3 separate regions of the Mus musculus genome follow, and all the other regions are linked to region 1. A link is a contact called in ENCODE Hi-C or POLR2A ChIA-PET data. All regions are on one chromosome and are shown on one strand. Each heading gives the region's core, a stretch centred on a gene start or an enhancer-like site at or near the end of the contact. The rest is flanking DNA. Distances are from core to core; before and after follow the strand shown.

Evidence for each region. A loop is a pair of places that touch in the nucleus more often than their neighbours do. ChIA-PET counts read pairs that join two places held with the same protein, here RNA polymerase II (POLR2A).
Region 2: a map of left cerebral cortex shows a loop between it and region 1 (4-fold over the local background). The contact joins the promoter of Oxsr1 here to the promoter of Xylb in region 1. A Hi-C loop is called at or near these places in 3 of 37 maps with a recorded cell type or tissue (heart, left cerebral cortex and regulatory T cell). POLR2A ChIA-PET finds 5 or more read pairs at or near these places in 4 of 5 experiments (Patski and embryonic stem cell).
Region 3: a loop to region 1 is called in a map of heart, with 5 times the contacts of the local background. The contact joins the promoter of Acvr2b here to the promoter of Xylb in region 1. A Hi-C loop is called at or near these places in 14 of 37 maps with a recorded cell type or tissue (Patski, adrenal gland, gastrocnemius and 3 more). POLR2A ChIA-PET finds 5 or more read pairs at or near these places in 4 of 5 experiments (Patski and embryonic stem cell).

The regions. Positions count from the first base shown.
Region 1 is chr9:119,356,032-119,358,745 of GRCm38, reverse strand. It overlaps Xylb (xylulokinase homolog (H. influenzae)), which reads right to left and starts at 1,365. Exons shown (of 19, transcript NM_001033209.3): 1 at 1,039-1,365. The coding sequence starts at 1,140.
Region 2 is chr9:119,320,953-119,323,902 of GRCm38, reverse strand. Oxsr1 (oxidative-stress responsive 1) reads left to right here and starts at 1,476. Exons shown (of 18, transcript NM_133985.2): 1 at 1,476-1,898. The coding sequence starts at 1,829.
Region 3 is chr9:119,400,476-119,403,482 of GRCm38, reverse strand. It overlaps Acvr2b (activin receptor IIB), which reads right to left and starts at 1,305. Exons shown (of 11, transcript NM_001313757.1): 1 at 886-1,305. The coding sequence starts at 937.

The sequences.
Region 1 (2,714 bases), core at 116-2,615:
AAATAATCAACTCAGGGGCAAGTCTCGAAAAACCAGAGAGAGAGAGAGAGAGAGAGAGAGAGAGAGAGAGAGAGAGAGAGAGAGAGCGCCACACAGAGAGAGGCAGGTGAAACTCCCACGGTCTACAAGAATCCACTCTCCAAACAATGGAGGCTATGGTCCTGCACCTGGCAAGGAGGCTTGTCTCCAGAGGCTGCCCCCAGAGCCATGACTATGGTCAAGTCAGACCTGACATCCTAAGGAAGCCATTCCAAGCTCGGGAAGATGGAGAAACAGGTCTAGTAGGGCAAGGTGACTAAGTTCTATGGGATGTTCCCCAGTGGGAGCCGCAGGTTCCAACTCTCCTCATCGGGCTGAGAAGGGTCTCACAGCTACTATGCTTATTTCTCAAGCGTGCAGGATGAATGCCTCCTGGACGTCCCATGCCTACTTGGAAGGCAAATTGCTAATTCACTCAGCTATCACTGGGAACACCAACCTCTGACCGGCAGTTCTGGAATCACAGACCCTGGCACGCTAGTGCCAGCCAAGAGGGGGTTGGGGGAGGCAGGGAACGGGCAAAGTCCATTTGCATACTATGCCCATTTCACTTTTAACAAAAAAAAGTGCTTGGCGTGGCACCCTCCTTTAAACCCAACACTCAGGAGGCTACGGATAGTGGATCACTGTGAGTTCAAGGCCAACCTGGTCTACACAATGAACCTGGGCCAGCCAAAGCTACATAGTAAAGTTCTGTCTCAAAATATAAAATAAAATAATAAAGAAAAGTAAAGAAAAGGCGCTCAGGGATTATCCGGATCTAGGCTGTGCATGTGCGCACACCTCTGCTGTTTTCGCGGAGTGTGTTTGCGCGGAGTGTCTCGGAATCTAGCCATCTGCAGCCGAGACTCGCGTGGACCCCCGAGGTACTCCCCCCCACAGCCCTCCGCCCCCGCTACGTGTACTCCGGGTTCCGCGGGGAGTCACCCGCGGTTTCCGGGAGAAGCCTCTCGCTGGCAGAGCATCGTCAGGCTCCCGCTCCTCGCCCCGCGCGCGTACCTGCTGCGTGCTGAAGTCCCAGCCCAGGCAACAGCGGCGCCCCGCGCGCTCCGCCAGGGCCCTGGGGGTTCCCGCCGCCCGTCTGTGCGTCCGTGCGTCCATGTGTACTGCAGCGGCGAGACTGTCGCTGCGCTCCGTCGCTCAGAGACGCCAGAGCCCGCCTTTCGCCACGCCCCGCAGGACTCTGGACTGGAGTCACGAGGCGGGAATGCCCTCTGGCGCCGCCTGCGGGAAGGTCGCGAGTGGGACTGCGTCTGGCTGGGGCACTTAGTGGTCGCTACCCACCAGCAAGGCAGCGCAGTGGCTTCCCTCCAATTTCACTCCACCCACACTCACCCCTGCGCCGACCTAATATAATCCCAGCATTTGGGAGGCTAAAATAGGAGGATCTCAAATTCAAGACCAGCCTGGGTAACAGCAGTGGTGGTGCACGCCTTTAATCCCAGCACTTGGGAGGCAGAGGCAGGCAGATTTCTGGGTTCGAGGCCAGCCTGGTCTACAAAGTGAGTTCCAGGACAGCCAGGACTATACAGAGAAACCCTGTCTCGAAAAACCAAAACCCAAAACCAAACCAAACCAAAACAAGGTAAATGGTTGAAACCCTGTCTCAAAATAAAATTAAAAAGAGGCAGAAGAAGCCAGTTGTGGTGGTGCCTGCCTTCAATCCCAGCACTCAGGAGACAGAGACAGGAAGATGTCTGTGAGTTCAAGGCCAGTCTAGTCTACATTGAGAATTCCAGGGCAGTCATAGCTATATAACAGAGACACTTGTCACAAAAGTAAAATGGGGGGGTGGTCTACTGAAGGTCAAGCTGGGCGTGTTGGTGCATAGCAAGTTCTAGGTCAGCCAAGGCTACACGGTGAGACGATGCCCACGCCAAAAATAGATAAATGAAAGGAAAGAAAAGAAAAAAAAAAAAAAGAAGTGAAGGCCGAAGATATTGCTTTTGTCTGACCTGTGCCCTAGAGTCAACTAAAAAATAAAATAAAAATAAAAATCTTAATTAAATTTGGGATAGTAGTACTGGAGGCCCATGAGTTTGAGGCCAGCCTGGGATACATAGCAAGATCTGTCTCAATAATAATAATAATAATTAATAATCAATCAATCTCTCTCTCTCCCTCCCTCTCTTCCTCCTTCTATTGTTTGTTTTGACAGTCTTGACTAGGCTCAAAAAATTCCTCCTGCCCAGATTGGCCTTGAATTTACAATCCTCCCACCAGAGCCTCCCACGAGATTGAAGGCCTGTAACACCAAGTGTGGCCTGACATGATCTGCTATAAGATAAGGTCTCACATACCCCAGGCTGGCCTTGAATTTACAGTGTAGCTGGGACTAGCCTTGAATTCCTGATCCTCCTGCCTCACTCTCCCAAATGCTGTGATTGCAGGTGGAAGCCACGATTCCCAGTTAGAACTCATCTGTTATCGTGACCCACAGGTCAGCAGACTGTCTGGGCTGAGCTCAGGTGGCGGTGGCAGTGGCGGTGTCTCTGCTACTCAAGACTCTTGTCCCCACCCCTGAACAGTATGCTCACAGTGCGCCTGTCTGAGAACCTCAGAAAAGAGCTTAGTGAATGATGTCAGCAAAAGGTGTGGGTGCCCAGTGTAAAGAATGGAGAAATGCATTCTGGAGGCAGGAGGAGGCAGATCTCTGGGATTTCAAGACTAGTCTA
Region 2 (2,950 bases), core at 227-2,726, 35 kb after region 1:
TTGGCTTATTGGTTTTCTATTGGTACACACCATGAAGAGTTCCAATCTGTCCCCACTTCCTCTCGATGTTACTTTTATTCTTCTTCCAGCAAGAAAAAGTTATCACACGCACTAAATGTGTCACAAGTAGTGGCTGCAACAAATTTCTTCCTTCCTTCCTTCCTTATTTTTTTTTTTAAAGATTTTATTTATTTTATATATATGAGTACACTGTAGCTGTATTTAGACATACCAAATGAGGGCATTGGATCCCATTTCAGATGGTTGTGAGCCACCATGTGGTTGCTGGGAATTGACCTCAGGACCTCTGGAAGAGCAGTCAGTGCTCTCAACCACTGAGCCATTTCTCCAGCCCTGAAACACATTTCTACAGCAAGACCTTGCACCTTTGCCGGGTCTGGAATATTCTGTCCTCCCATTTTCTGTTTGCTGAGATCCCCTTAGCACTGTAAGGTCTGGCCCAAATGGGACCTCTTCTTGAGATGTTCCATAAGTCCTATCAACCAGACGCGCTCATGGCCTTCCCACCGAAGAGCTCAGCAGTGCTGCTCAGCTGAACACTTTGTCCGCAGCGACCCTGTCCAGGTTGATGTTTTAATGTTTTGTTTCACCAAAGCGCGATCTTCTAAGGCCAAGAAAACGGAACTTATTTTTGTGAAGATGACAAAAGCCAGGGCCGGGGGCCTAGAGCTGACCCCTAAGTCGCGTGACAGAAACCACTGAACAGTCAAGGCGCTGCCTGGGCAGAGACAACTAACCTAGGTCCCAGGCAGGTGCTGTTTCTTTAGACCCGAAGCGGAGAAAAGACAGAAACCGCTTCCTCCCGGATCCTGGAGGCGGCGCTGAGTACTTCCGCCTTAGGAAAAAAAAAAATGTCATCACGGGCCGAGCTTCCGGCTCCACTCGGGAGCCCGCAAGACCTTTTATCCTAGTTGGCCTTCGTCCGCGCACCCCACCCGGCCGCTCCCTCGGGCTTCTCCACACCCCGGGGCGCGGTTTGCACGTCTCGAGGGTGTGACCGTGACGCCGTGACGTCACCTCAGCGAACCCGGTCCTGAAAGGTTTTGGCGCTCGGTAGGAACTGGGAGTCAAGTTCCCGGAGGCGGGACTAACATATGACTGATGTCCACACGCTCCAGTTGCCGTTCTCATGCTTTCTCAAACCAACCAATGAATGCAAAGCAGAGAGGGCAACGCCCCTCCCTCAGCTTCTAGAGGAAGCGCCGCTCCTTCGGTTTAGCACTCAGTGGCCGCCATGCTTGGTGTGGCTCCTCGTTCTGCGGCAGTTTGCTCTGTTTTGGCTTTCAGACGCCCTCAGTGAACTCCTCCACGAGCACTTCTGCTCTCTAACTATCGACTTCCACTCTTTCCGGCTTCCTTCTCGCTTGCCTCTTGTCCGGCCACACTCAAGATGGCGGCCGGGGGGCGGCGAGCCGCGGCCAGGCTTCCCCGGCGTGGTGACGTCAGCGCGCTGCGTGTCGGCAGGTGGAGGGAGAAGGGAAAGTTTGGCCCGTGCTTGGGGTTCGGGTGGAGGGCGGGACGGAGGGGCAGGGCTGGGTAGAAGCTTGTTTCGCGGTGCCGCGGAGGTTAAGGCCGGCTCGTGGGCTGGGCCGGGGACTGCGGGACGCGGAGCCGCGGGAGGCGAGGTCGGTCGCAGCCGCGCGTCTCCGCCTCGGGGCCGCGCTTGACCCGCGCGCCCCGGCGTTGTGCGCCCCAAGGCTGGGCCAAGCGGCGGGTTGGGGGCGGCGGCTGGGCGTGGGGAGGCGCGCGGCGAGGTGACCTGAGAGCCCGGAGCGTGAGGAGCACGGAGCCAGGCGCTGCAGCCGTCATGTCCGAGGACTCGAGCGCCCTGCCCTGGTCCATCAACAGGGACGACTACGAGCTGCAGGAGGTGATAGGTGAGAGCCGAGGGGCGACGCGCCGGGGTTCTGGGCCCGAGCCTTGCTGGGCACTGGTGCGAGCCGTGCGCCTAGGGTGGGGCTCCCTTCGGAGGGAGAAGCGTACCTGAGACAGATGCGTCCTGTGCAGAAGAGCCATGTGGATGGGCGGCAGGCCTGGCTCAGGGGGCACTAGGGTCCGTGGGCAGAGCCGCGTGGCTCTGGGATTGTGGGGTCTGTGCACTTGAGTCCATCCCTGCATCCACGCGACGATGCACTATTTCGCAGGTGTGAGGCTGAGGGCAGCTCCAGGTACCGGTGCTGAGCAGGTTAGACCCGCCTCTAGCTCTTTACAACTGACTTCTCAGATCCCGGAGGCAGACGTCAACTACATAGAAAGAATGGGAAAAGCGGTAACAGGTCTCAGTAGGTGGCCGGAAGGAACCGGGCAAGATGTTATAAGGAGTGGTTTGAACAAGTTACGTGATTTCAAGGAAAAGTTGAGCCCTCAAAGCGAGTCGGAGGAAGATCGCCTTTCCCCCTCCATTGAGGAATAAGAAAATACTTAGACTCTGAGGAGAGAGAGAGTGCTTGATAAGTTGAGGGACCAGAAAGAGGGCACACATTAGTCTCAGGGACCTTTAAAGCTATGGTAAAGATTTGGAGTTTCAAGTTGTCCTTGGAGGGCTTCAACTAGGGACCATGGCTCGCTCCATAAATCTGGCTATTATGTGTGAAGTGGCCCTGAATAAGATCCGAGAATACCAGTTGGTCGACAGCAAGCATGGATTGTTACTCTCAGAGGTGCAGCGTGCTTGAGGAGGTTAAGCGGCTAGGGATGAGGGAGAGTTTGTAGCCCAGCAGTAATGCAGTGGCCATAGAAATCGAAGGGAAATGGGTTTAGCAAAACAAAGGCTTAATCAGCAGACCACTGTTTGTTGGAAGAAGTCTGTCTACACTGATAGCATTCTACCTTAAAATTAGCTTTACAATAGAGACCTGCCAAAAATCCCAGAGCTTCCTTAAAGGTGCCAGTGTTTATTTCTCGGTGTTAAGGAGAGCAAAAACAAAAA
Region 3 (3,007 bases), core at 56-2,555, 45 kb before region 1:
CAGCCACCGGGCACCAGCCGTCCTAATCTCCACGATCTTTTCTCTGGAGTCTTAATGCCCGACTGTCCACGTTTCCTGGAACTGCCCTAAGCCCGCCCCGGAGCTCCTACAAAGTTGAGCACGCTTCAGCACCATCGGGACACAGAAATCAGTGCCTAGGCTTTGGGGGAGAAAGCGCTTTCCCAACACAACTTCGTGCGTACACACCCACACCTTCTAGTCCCAAGCAGACGCGCACCAGCTATCCACAGCCCGCAGGCGGCTGCGAGCTGACCGCGGGTCACTCACGCCCGCCACGTGCCGGCCGAAGCGATCTGAGACCTGTTGGTTCGCCTCTTCAACCCTTCTCCACTCCCAGTTGCCCAAAACAAAAGCGGTCCCACGAGGGCGCATCTGCGGCCCGCTGCAAGAAAAGCGGGCGCAGGTAGGAGCCACTCGCATGAGGATCGCGACGCGGAGTGGCGGGACGGGATGCAGAGGACTCCGGGCGGGCTATGGAAAGCCGTCCGCTTCGCTTTGCGACACCTATGACTCTCAGGGGCGAGCAGCCCCAACCCAGCCGCCCCCAATTAGATGCCCACCCCGCTTGGCCGCCTTCCCCACGCTTAGGTTTTCCCCGCTCTATCCCTGGGGTCCGCACACCCGCGGAACCTGAACCCCGACCCTGACGCTCCAGGTTCCCCCATCACCTAGAACCTCTGCGAGCCAGAATCGCGCAGAGGAACCGCACGGGCGAGCTCGCCTCTAAGATCGCAAGCACCAGAGCGCCCCGCGCGACCCCGATCCCAGGCAGGTGGCGCGGCGCCGAGGCCGCGGGGCCGCCCTTTGTTGGTAAACACCGCGCGCCCCAGGTCCCTGCACCCCCACGACGCGCCCGGTCCTTACCGGCGCACAGCGATCCCCAGAGAAGGGCGAGGGCCGCCCAGGGCGCCGTCATGTTCCGCGGCGCCGCCCCGCGGACACCCGGAGCCCGCGGGCAGGGCCGCGCTGCGCTCCCGGGGCGCGCAGGGCCCGGCGGCGGCTGCGCTCTGCTTCCCGCTCCTTCTCTGGGTCTCGCTTCCAGGAGCGCGCGCTTCTGCGCTTCGGTTCCCAGGCAGTATGCGGAGATAGGGGCTCAGGGCCGCTGCGGGCGGCGCGCAGTGCGGCCCGGGCTATGGGGCGACGCGGGAGCCGGGGGGCGGCGGCGGGGCGCGGGCCAGGGCGCGCCCGACGCGGGCATGGCGCAACGGGGCTGGGCCCGGGCCCCGGGCGCAGGGGCCGAGTCCGGAGGGGCCATGAACGGGGGAGGGGTGGGGGAGGGGACCTGAACCGAGTCCAAAATGGCTCCTGAGCGGTGGCCACGGAGCCGAGCCAGCGGGGAAACCCGGATGTTGGATACAAAGAGGCGGGCGAGCTGGGCGGGGAGGGGGAGGGGAGGCGGGCCCTCCGGCCGCGTGGTCCGCGCCCCCCTTGGGGGCGGGGCCGGAGAGGAACAACAACACCGAGGCTCCGCCCCCCAGCCCGCGCCCTCTGGAGACAGCGCGCCTGCAGCACCAGACTCTAGGGCTAGGCGGGGCGCGCTCTCCGAGCTGGTGGGATTGGACTGCCCACAACTTGGCTGGTGCTTTCCTGCCCCGTGCTATGGAGCCCACGCTACGGGATGCACGCTCCTCTGGGACCCCTGAGTGAGTGGGTAGCTCCTGGTCCCCATAACCTAGGACCTCTGCCCTCCAGCTCCCATTTATGGGCTAATTAATTGGCAGGAAAACGCTGAAGTCTGAATTGACAGCAGTTCCTCACAACGCACGCACAGTTATCTCCAAGCAGAGGAGGACCCACAGAGCAGCTGCAGGTGGGAAAGAACTGTTGGCGACCTGCTTTCTGAAGGATCCTCAGCAATCCAGCATCCTTCATCTTACCTTCAGCACTCCTCCCACCTCTAAAGATCTGTTCAGAACATGCCTCTGTTCCTTTCACACACGCACACACACCAGATCCCTCCATTTCAGATGTTACACAATCAGAGTGTGAGAGCAATCGGCCTCCCAGCTACACTGGAAAAGCCAGTCACTACTCAGGGGAAAAAAATGCTATGGAATCCTCGGATAGTTACCTCCTGCCTCACCAAGAGCAGTGGGTCATAGGAGGAAGGACGCTCCCCCCCGCCGCCCCCCCCCCCCAGCCTGGGTCATTTCATTTGCTCGAGCCTCGGACTTCCCTTATGAAAATGACGGTGTTGAAGTCCTCCAGACTTGGGTAGAGTTTCTTTCTGCTACGGCTTTGGTGTTGAGGTAGGGATCCTCAGCTTCCCAAGAAGTCTGCACCTTGTCTGACAACCTTTGCTCTTAAATGTGGTCTTTTTCCTCTCCTTATGTAATCCTCAGGTGGCCTCGAGCTCGCAGTCCATCTGTGACTCTTCCTATTTTTCGTTCGTTTATTGATTGATTGTGTGTGTGCTCTCTTGCCTGTATCTATGTGCATCCAACATACAGTCATATGTTTCCATATGCCCCGTGCCACCAGCACCCTCCATCTCACATCTGGGCAGCTTTAACAGCAGAGGGCTGAGGGGCTCCTTAGATGTCACTAGGGTCCATTCACGTTGCTAAGTGTATCTTCTATTTCTTTTAAGATTTTTATTATATTTTACTTATTTATATGTGTGTTTGTATGTGTATGTGTGCATGCATGTGTGTGTGTGTGTGTGTGTGTGTGTGTGTGTGTGTGTTAAGGAGAGAAGCAGACAGACAGAGACAGAAGAGAGAGAGCATGAACACATTGAGGTTGGATGACAACTTGCAGTTGGTTCTGTCTTTCCACTCTGTAGGAGCTGGGAATCAAACTCAAATCCTAAGGATTGGCATCAGGTCCCAGTACTTGTGAGCCATCTCTATGGTACTAGCACCCTTTCTAAATGGTAACTGAGGTGACTTTTTAAAAGATGGGACTCTGGGGTTGGATGGCTCAGCGGTAAAAAGCACTTGCTCTTTTTGCAGAGAACCTGGATTTGGTTGGTTCCCAGGACCCA